2 separate regions of the Homo sapiens genome follow, and region 2 is linked to region 1. A link is a loop called in an ENCODE intact Hi-C map of the cell type or tissue named here. Cell type or tissue: psoas muscle. All regions are shown on one strand. Links, peaks and the distances in the headings refer to the core of each region. The heading gives the core; the rest is flanking DNA. Region 1 has its middle 72 kb from the start of FEM1C. Region 2 has its middle 87 kb from the start of CCDC112.

Evidence for each region. Peaks named below come from ENCODE experiments on the same cell type or tissue, not always from the same donor. Only the 100,000 strongest peaks of a DNase experiment are listed, where the experiment ranks them.
Region 2: it touches region 1 in a loop (2.2-fold over the local background); 13 of 110 quality-filtered maps call a loop at or near these places.

The regions. Positions count from the first base shown.
Region 1 is chr5:115,469,584-115,474,967 of GRCh38, forward strand. No RefSeq gene overlaps it. Among named protein-coding and RNA genes, the nearest start is that of FEM1C, 72 kb to the right of the region's middle. In psoas muscle, for the core only: no CTCF peak of the experiment used is centred there; DNase peaks (open chromatin) are centred at 2,288 and 3,168; H3K27ac peaks cover 2,486 bases.
Region 2 is chr5:115,380,487-115,385,870 of GRCh38, forward strand. No RefSeq gene overlaps it. Among named protein-coding and RNA genes, the nearest start is that of CCDC112, 87 kb to the left of the region's middle. In psoas muscle, for the core only: no CTCF peak of the experiment used is centred there; no DNase peak of the experiment used is centred there.

The sequences.
Region 1 (5,384 bases), core at 131-5,130:
GAGAGAATAGAGTTTTTATATTATCTTGGAGAATCCACATGGATATTTGAGACCTTGAAGAACATGGAGTCTATATCTTAACCTTTGTATATGCCAGCTCAGTGTCATTTTCATCTTGCTCCTTCATTTAATTAGATTTACTTTTTTGCCTGGCATTGCATTGGACACTGGGCATGTGACAACCTCAAGTTGCTGTTAGCAGAGGGAGTGGGAGAGACATAAGCCAACAGCAATTACAATTCAGAACTTAAATGCCATTCTGGAGGTGTGTGCGAGGGCATGGGAAGCCTGAGCTCAGACTTCTTCCCGAAGACATCCATTATCTCTCCAAAGGTAAGGAGCCACACAAAGGAACACAATAGCAACAGAAAGCAAAAACATTTTTGCTTGTGATTGCAATGGAAAAACCCTCTTAAGGTCACTCAGGTGGGAAAGAGTGAACGTGGACTTGGGAAGGTGAGTAAAGTTCTCAGAGCCAGCGCTGCATTCACAGATGGCTCAGGTCCTTGGCAAGCCAGCCATGGCCACTACCCATGCCCCTCCCCCTGCCTCTTCTTACTTGGTCCCTGGGCTCTGCCTTGTCTGCACCAGTGTCTTGGTGCTGCTGTCATCTGCTGCCTCTTGTCCTGCCCACTCCCGGGAGGTAAGTCCCCCAGACTCTTCTGTGCCCAGCACAATCACAAACATCTCTGATTTTTATGTGCAGGTTCCTTAAACGTTGCCACCTGGACATTTGGCAGGGTGGTAATGTTTAAGGAACCATAATTGGCCGGGTGCGTTGGCTCATGCCTGTAATCCTAGCACTTTGGGAGGCCAAGGTGGGTGGATTGCTTGAGGCCAAGGGTTCGAGACTAGCCTGGCCAACATGGTAAAACCTCGTCTCCACTAAAAATACAAAAATTGGCTGGGAGTTGTGGCAGGCCTGTAATCTCAGCTACTAGGGAGGCTGAGGCATGAGAATTGCTTGAACCCAGGAGTTTGAGGCTACAGTGAGCTGTGATCGCGCCACTGCACTCCAGCCTGGGCAATAGAGTGAGACTATGCCTCATAAATATATATAATGGATAATGAATCAGAAGTACAATTCAGGGAGTAGCTTCTAGTAAGTGCCAAGACCCAGACCTGCCCTCAGGGTCCATTATGTCCCTGTTCTTCTCTAGGGCCCATTGTGGCAGGGAAGTGCTCCAGGCTTCTACCTCCCAGCCCAGAGAGGCAGTATTTTCCCTTATCTCACCTCTTAGTACTGTAAGAGGAGAATGACCATCCGTCCCAGTTTACACTTGATGTCTCAGTGTAATTATTAGTAATTATTAATAGTTCCCCCCTCACTCCCCAAATAGCCCCAATTTGATTTTCAGCTTCATGGTCACATTGTCTAGAAATAATCTGCTCTAGGAAGACTGGTCATGAGGATATCCATTCTTTTCTGGGAAATCCCATCCCAACACCAAGGGACTGATCCAGCCTTATGGAGCCCAATAATGGTCATATACCAAGAGTCTGGAAGTAGTGCATTTACCAATGTCTGACTCATTCCACCTTACAAAATACCATATGTGGGCATCACTAGTCCAATCCAAGTTGCACGGTGGCAGGATCAGTGCTCTCTCTTTTCAGTCACACCTCTAGTGAGAGGTGAGTCCTCTGCTGATTGGGAGTCCAAACAACCTTAAAGTCCAGCCTGACAGAATCCCTTGTTATACAACATTCAGACTTATGAGCCACTTGTCCACAGGACAGTTTATAAGGCATGGTTCCCCCTCAATGATAGGAGCCCCATGGTGTTAGAGGACTAAGCAATTTTAGCAAATATACAAGCAACTAAATATACAAATAAATAAACCAAATAAACCTCTGACCTAACTCTCAACTCTGTTAGGAAAGGAAAGCAAATATCAGCTCTATCAGCTCAGAAGTAAGACTCTTTCTGTCTGCGACACTTGGGTGTGAACAGCCATATGCAAAGTGTATCAGACAAGCAAGTTTATGCTATTGGCATGGAAGTGATGCAAATCCCAGGCCAATGAAAAAATCCAGCTTTGTATTCCCCATTCACCCTCAAGCCCAATCAAACTGAATCGAGATGTGGCAGGTGTGAGCTGTAAAGGAACAGACCCTGGTGCCCAGCTGGTCTGGGGTCTATGCACCATGTTTTTCCATTCACTCCCCATTCCCATGTTTATACTGCAACTGTTGATGCTTCTCCTGCTTTCAAAGCCTCCTGGCACAGGAGACGAGTATTGCACAAGGGAACATCGGTTATGTCTGGGCTGCCCGAGGGCCTCACAGGCTGTGAGTGGCTAAGTTTTCAAGACAACCCAACTCAGCTCATGCCAGATTTTAAAAGTGCACTGCCAGCACAGAGTGGCATCCAGATACCCTGAGGGCGTGTAACACTCCAACTTTCCCCATATGTCTGGAGCTATGTGGAGTTTCTCATTTGCTAAATTGGGCCAAGTCAGAAAATTTAGACCTGAGTTCTAATTCTAGCTTCGCTTCTAAATAGCTCACTTAACTCTCTAGGCCTTAATATCCTCAACCAGAAAATATAGAAGTTGGCCTAGGAAGCTACCAACATCCCTCCTGCTCTGACATTCTGTGGGACTGCACTTCTCATGGCAATTACCATCTGGTGGTTGTACCTCAGAAAATATTCTCTCTGGGCCTCAGTTTCCTCATTTGCAAAAGTGGTGCCCATACAATAGACACCTCACAAAGAGGTTGTGGATTTCAAGCGGGACTGTGTACATAGAAGCAGACAGCACAGTGAGTGCACACAGTAGGAACTCAATAACTCTTAATTTGTAACATCTCCCAGAGTCTCCATCTGTGAAACAGAAATAATACTTGCCAATCTAGCTTGTGAAAATGTATATAGAGCAATGAATAGAGAACGAAAGGGGCTTGGAATTAAGAAAAGCAAATGCAAATGACAGGAGCTATTATTATGCAAAAATGGACTGAAGTCAGAGTTTAAGAGCAGGAGCAGATTTGATGTGCCTGATTAATTTATTAAACAGACTAAAACCATAATTAGAGAAGTCTGCTTAAACCCCTGGACTTGTCTCAGATAAGATTAAAAGAGGGAAGGCAAAAGAGGAATCTCAGATGTTTCCACGGCTTGCTGGGCCCAGAAACGAGGCCAAGAGGAGAGAGGGAGGCCAAGGGAGGGGCAAGGGTGCTAAAATGACTGTTAGAGGAAAGGAGCTGCCGAAGCCAAGGGAGCAGCTGGGAGTAGAGGCGATGACAGCTGAAGAAAGGGATTATTTCAGAACTGTTCCCTGTGGCCTCTTTAGCTTTGGCTCTCATTAAAATGAGGGGAATGAGCTAGAGGAAATCTTGCTTCCCTTTTTATGAGAAAGGGTGAGCCTTGTTTGCCCAGGAGGGGAATTGCCACAAAAGAAGAGTGTGCCTGTCTCAGCTTAGAAGTCCTACAGAGAAGGAGCACTCATACCCTTAGGCAATGGGTCCTCTCATGGAGGCCCCGAGGGAAGCAGGTGCCATGGGCTGATCGAAGCTCTTGGGCAGAAATCCAGGCTTGGCTCTAGGTTATTTTTTTCTAACATTTTATTATGAAAAATCTCATATGGCACAGTTGAGGGCACTTTTTAGTGAACACTGGCATAGCCCCACCTAAATTCTATCATTATAGTTTTACTATCTGTGCTTTGTTGCATCTGTCCATTCAGCTATCCCTCTACCCATCCATTACTTCTTCCTAATTTTGGTGCATTTTGAAGTAAATTACAGGCTTCAATATGTTTCCATCTAAACACTTCATTTGATGTAAAATTTACATGTTATGAAATGCACAAATACTAAGTCTACAGGTGCCTCATTTTGACAAACATATGCACCTGTGTAACCCAAACCCGTATCAAGATACAGAACACCATCACCTCAGGCTTGACTACAGATTTGCTACATGACCCTGGACAAGATCTTGCTTAACTTTGATCCCAGCCTGTCCCCAGCCTTTCTGATCATGGAACGCTTTTTCCAAGTGCCATGTTCAAAAATTTTGTCTTAAACAATTAAGCCTACATGGAACCTTAAATACCATTTAGTTCAAGCCCCCATATTCTAGTCAAAGGAATCTGAAGATTGGATATATTATTTATCCAAAGTCTCTAAATTGGTGGCACAGTTATAACAGGAAATTAATATTTATTGAGCAACTTCTCCAAACCAGGAAATATACTAGGTGCTCTATATGTGAATGTGAACCCTCACCACAACCTGCCTCACAGGACTATTGTAAAGATGAAATAAGATTAAATATGCAGAGTGCCTGGCACAGAGCAGACACCAAATGTCATCACTGCTTTTCTCTTGAGCCCCACATTTACATTTTAACACGTTCATACCGCTGAGATAGTAAATGTAGATGCTTCATCCCATTTAGTTATCACAATAACCCTGTGCATGCTTTACAGGTGACGATATTGCTTGTTTCTGATCATTATTAGTGAATGATGGTAGCACTAGGACTCAGACTCAGTCTCCTGACCTCAAATAATTTCAGGCAGTGAGATTTAGGAGCTTTGTTTATGTTCCTCCCAGGCCATCTGGAGCTAGAGTGGAAGGGCAATTTGAAAATGCTATGAAAGATATATTTGGTTTAAGTGACAGAAACCCAACTTAAACTGGCTAAATAGAAGAAAAGGGAATGTGTTGGTGCCTATAAGAGAAAGTTTTGGTAATGATCTAGCTTTAGGCATGGCATTGATTGATTTAGGGCTTTACATGATGTTACCAGGGATCTGACTTTCTCTCTCTCTGCACTCCCATCCCCTCAAATTTTCTCGTATCTCGGCTCCGTTCTCAAGCAGCCCCACCCTCATGGAGGCAAGATGGCCATCAGCAGGCCATGGTTTACATCTCTCCAGATTAGCAATCTCAAAAGAAAAAGAAAATTTCTTTTGCAATATCTGGCAAAAATCCAAGGATTGGTTTTACTGAACCAGGTTGTTTTATGTGTCTATTCTTGAAACAATCACTTTTTCAAAAAGGACAGAATCTATTAACTGGCCACCACGGGTTATGAGCTACTGCTGTAACCAGAGGTGGGGTCACCTCCTCCGGAGCCCCACAGACTGAAAAGAAGAAAGAGATGGTGTCCCCTATGAAAATCAACATGCTATTATCAGAAGAAAGGGAAAAGGGATGCTGGGAAGCAAAGTCTAGTTAACAAAAACAAGTTCAACAAAACTAGTTGGTGACCTGGATCAACTTGAACTATTGAAAGTGGGTTTTCCAGAAAAGTTTCTCCCAGATATGATTGCTCATCCAAATCTCTGGAAGAGTTGTTTCAATACAGATTCCATGGCCCCACCCAAGGCCTACAGAATCAGAATCCCTGCTGCCAGGGGTCTTTATGGAGT
Region 2 (5,384 bases), core at 88-5,087, 89 kb before region 1:
ACAGCATGGTAGCATACTCCCATGACATATTTGCACTCCCCTCGAACTTTGTGTAGAGATGAACATCTGATCAAAATGAATACAAAATCTATCTAATGATCCTGTAGAAACCACGCCTATTAATTAATCCACTGTTGACAATGTCAGGTGACACGTTATAACAACGCCATTGTGTTTCTGAGCTTTATTTGTTATATACCTTAAAATAAGACAGTTTCTACAATTATAACTTTAAACAGGTGTTCAATATTTTGAAGCTAATAAAGTATGGACAAGTGCTTATAAGGACCTTTTACATTTCTGGAGGTTTTTATAGTAAGTAAATAATTTTATGCAGCTTGTGCATTTATATAATTAAAAGTTTTTTTGATAGGTGCAGCAAACCACCATGGCATGTGTATACCTATGTAAGAAACCTGCACATTCTGCACATGTATCCCAGAACTTAAAGTATAATTTTTTAAAAAAGTTTTTAAGTTTTAAGAAGTGTAAAAAACAGTATTTAAGAAACATTAATGCAAGATAATAGATCTTTATGTGAAACAAAACTATACAACATGAAGAAAGAAACAAGAATTTTTAAAAATCTCAAGAGTAGATATAACACAATAAAAAACAATCTCTGGATGTGAATAATCAATACGCTATCATCAAACAGAGAAACTTAAGAGCTATATGGTATAAATAGGAGTACTTCAAAGGAAGACTTTGGGGACAAGAATCATGTATAATAATATTTTATTAGTAAGTTAAAATTTTCTAAAACAGTGGATATAATTCTGGGAAAAGCTAAAGTAAATGCATAAAATTCTCAGGGTTTCCAGGCACCTGTGTAAGGGTGTGCATGTTTTAGCAGCAACTACTGGCGTTTCCTCTTTCTCTTAGTAGCTGAGTCATTGGCCAGTCAGGAACCTCACTACGGAGGTTCTTAATTAACTGCAGCTGTGTTTAAATATTTTGCTCTCAAACAATAACAATAATAGAAGCAACAATTTAAAAATAGTATTCATACGCAAGCTTTATTGAGAGCTGACTATCTACTGGGCTCTGTTCCAACCACTTTATATGTAATACAGCATTGATCCTCACTAGAATGAAGAAGTGGGGACTATTATTGTCCTCATTTTACAAAGGATCTAAGATAGTTACTATTCTTGAGCTCAGATTAACTTTTACCACTTTTCAAATGTCAGAGTGGTGTATGGTAATAAGAAGCGTAGGCCAGTGCAGTGGCTCACGCCTGTAATCCCAGCACTTTGGGAGGCCAAGGCTGGCAGATCACTTGAAGTCAGGAGTTTGAGATCAGCCCAGCCAACAGGATGAAACCTCGTCTTACTAAAAATATAAAAATTAGCCCAGCTACCCAGGAGGTTGTGGTAGGAGAATTGTTTGAACCTGGGAAGTGGAGGTTGCAGTGAGCCAAGATTGCACTAATGCACTCCAGCCTGAGCAATAGTGTGAGAATCCATCTCAAAAAAAAAAAAAAAAAAAAGTGTAAAACTGTACCAAAGGCCTGGGGTGCCCAGGGACAGAGTTTTCTAGCTAGCTCAGGAAGCACACTGGGCTATGACGCATTACAGTCTTCTGCTTCCATTTCCAGTATTTCCAAAGGCAGCCTGTGGGCTGCCTTACTGCCCTGGACTCCTGGAAATAGAGCTAGAGTCACAAGGATTTATGGCCAATAGTGGGCATTACCTTTAATCCAAGCTACTTAGGGAAATAAATCCCTAAGTAGTACTGAACAATCCCATTAACTAGGCAAGGAAGTTCATTGGTTAAGAAAAAAAAATAAGGCATGCTTTAGAATCAGGTCTTCGTTCAAATCTTATATCTATTACTCATTAGATGAGATTATAGGCATCCAATCTTAACATCTTTTTTTCTCCCACACTGCAAAAAGGCAAACAGAATTAGGTTTTACCTGCAGCAGGAAGAATTCAAGCGAAAAATTAACAGACGCAGGTTTTCCTGAGTCAGCATTTCTAACACCTAGGAGGGTTTGCCAGAAAGGTTACAGAATTCTCTTTTCCATAAACCTTCAAAACCATGACAGAGCATCATTAAGAAGAGGGGTTTCACTGAGTGCAACCCTGGTGGTCTGTGAAGGACTTACAGATGGTCCCTTTGGTCTCTTGATACCAATATTAACCTATTATATTTGCCTAAAAGATAATTTTCACTTCATGTAATTACTGTCTTGTTTGCCTCTACTTACATTCCAAACTTTATTAAAATACATTAGAAAATGAAGATACCTTCATTTGAAATTATTGGCTACTTCTGTTTCAAGATAACAGAAAGCCCCCAATCAAACCTAAGATGTATGTGAAACTCTTTATTAGTGTGTGAAATGTATCAAAACCAGTCGATTACTTCCACGAATTAATGAATAATTAAGCAGAGAAACAGATGCAAAATGAGAAATGGTTACATTAAATGAAGAACTTCTTGTGCCTGAGAACAAAATTTGATCAGTTTAGGTCTAGTCTATTTTTTGTGGCAGCCTGAAAATGCAGAGAGACAGGTAAACAAATATAGAGAGTACAACAATGAATTGTAGGCACTGGTGATGAGAGAGCCAGCTAGAGTAAGCAAATGAGGTAGGCAGCTGCCAGGTCTACCTGGGGCCATTGCTGGAGAAAATCAGTTTGGTGCTTCTGCTCCATGGCAGGCCAGAGGCAGGAAGGACTTTTTAAGAGTTGTGCAATAGTTAAGAAATAGATGGACTCTTTTCATCCATGCCATAGGCTCAACATACTACCCCCTGATGGTTAAAACTGCCTGTTATGCTGAAACATTCCATACAGGCAAGTGAAGAACACTGGAAATTCATTCCATTATTCCACAAATACTGCCTGTATCCTATGTGTGCCAAGCTCTATGCTATGCTGGGAATACGATGGTAAATAAGACCTAAGACTTGCTTTCAGGACATACAATTCAGTTTTTAAAAGCCCCCAGTTATAGAAGTTACAATAAAGTGTTATGGCAGTCACCAGGAAAGTGGAGGAGGCATATGATGGGTGTCAGCCTAGTCTAGGGATCAAGGAGTTGTCGAAGAAACAAGCTAGACACTAGTTAAAGGCAATAAAGGCAGATTGTGTGCAGGAAGAACTACTGCAGGAAGGGAAAGAGACTTTAGTATAGAACTGAGCTCAGTTCTCAATGCAGCAGACAGCCGGGGATTTATAGCCAGCAAGCAGAGTAAGCAGTCTGTGGATGGAAAGTTACTAAGAGGGACATCAAGTGTTGGCGGATTCTTGCTAAACTGGCATCCCAGAACTTGTGATAAAGGTGGACCAAAGACTTAGAACTCAAGGTTAGCAGAGAAGATGAAGAACTTGACCAGATGTCAAGGTTGGTGAGATATCAAGGGTGGGGGAATCTAAACTGACTAGGAGGATGCTTGATGAAACAGGCTTCAGCAGGCCAAGGACAGGGCCCAAGGATGAGGCCTGGTCAAAAAGAAGACTCTGAGGAGCTGTTTAAAGTTTGGTCGAGGAAAGGGCTTTTGTCAGAGTGCTTGCAGAAAGGAGTATTAAAGCTGATTCAAGTTGGATGAAGGTGTATTCTAAGCAGAGGGAAGAGCACCTGTGAAGGCCTTAGAGGTGAGGCGAGCATGGTATATTTGGGAAAGTAAAAAATGCTGATGGATAAATGAAGTTTGAGGCAAATAGGATAGGAAATGAGACCAGAGACAGAAGCAAAAGAGAGATTTGAAGGCACTGTAAATCTTGTTAGAAGTTCAGATTCTGTCTCAAGGCCAGTGGGGAGTATTATGATTTGGTTTCTCTAGCCTGCAGAGTGAAAGATAGATTGGAGGGGGCAAGACTAGAGCAGCTGTCAACCTATATATCAGAGAGAGGCTCTCTAAAAGAAAATAATATTTATTCAGGAATGGGCATTGCCATGGGAATAAATGTACCATGGTAAACTATATGTGCATTCAGGAAGGTAAAGGGAGACAAAGGTTTTTAAAGGAAAAATGAGGAGAATTGCATACTTGTTTTGAGACAATTATCCTTGGCTATTACAAAGATCAATAACAAGGGTGATGTCAGTCTAAGTTTGGACATGCATTTGCAGGGAAGATGTCCTTATAGAAGTATTTTTGTAAGGATGCTGTGGCCTTTTTGCAAGGTAGCTTTTGCAGAATCTTCTGTGATAGTTTTTTTTGTTATCAGGCACAAAAGCATGAGACAGCTTTATGACATTCCCCAGCTCTATTTGTCATGTGTTGGTTTGGTGTTTGTTTTTGCTTTTTAACACAAGTGACTCCATTTTGATTCTGACAGTTTGTACACAGGGAGCCCAGTTGAGCACATGCTACAATAATTTGGGAGTGAGTTAATGTAACCAAGGTGAGGGTGATGGCATGGAATGATACAGAAATAAAAGAATGAAGATATTTAGGAGATAGGAATAGTAGTACTTAGGGCATAATTTACTGGGAGTAGAGAGAAAGGTAGGAGTGAAGGACAGTTCCCAGGCAATGGGGTGGATATTGAAGTTGGGAACATTGATGGCACAGCAACTCATGGGGAAAGATGATGTATTCATTAGGGACAGACTGAGTTTGAGCTTTAAGACATTAAAGTTTGGAGCTCAGCTACTGAAACTCCGTTATCTTCTGTCCTGTGGGGCCTTGCATTGTCTTGTGAGGGCTGAGTGGAAATCTCCTGCTGTTCCTCACTGATTACCAGGTACTTGTTCTGATGATTCACCTACACTAGAGAATGAAAGACAGAAAACAGAGATGTTGGAGAAGGGGTAGCAGGGTTAGAAAGGATAACAAGAGGGACAGCCAATAGAAAGAGAATGTAGGAATTACCTAATAGAACAGTTTTTGTCCTCCTTCTGACCTTTCTACAACCCCCCAAGTCCAGCTATTAAGAACGAAGTTAGGAGGTATCATTCACTTCTCAAGACTAAACCTTGCAACAATTCACACACCATGGGATGATTGACACCCTACAGGAAATAGTTCCACAAATAATCTAATACTTAAAGTGATTTAGAGACAATTTACTGGTGAGATTAAAATGCCTTTCTTTCCATATACACACTTCAACCTGGATAGATTTCAGAAACATAAAGTTGAATGAAAAAAATTAAGTTGTAAAATAAAACATATAAATATGGAAGTCTTTTTATGGATATATACATATATGTAAAAACAGGATTATTTTTACCAATAGGGAAGGAGTGAGGTAATTGAAAACAGCAAAAGACTTCAACCACATCAGGAATGATTTTTTTTATGTGAAAAAAAAATCTGAAGCATACTTGGCAAAATGTTAATATTTGTTAAATTTGGGAGTTTGTTATGTGTATTTGTTTAAAATATTTCATTAAAATGACTGTATGGATTTTTTCTTCGACAA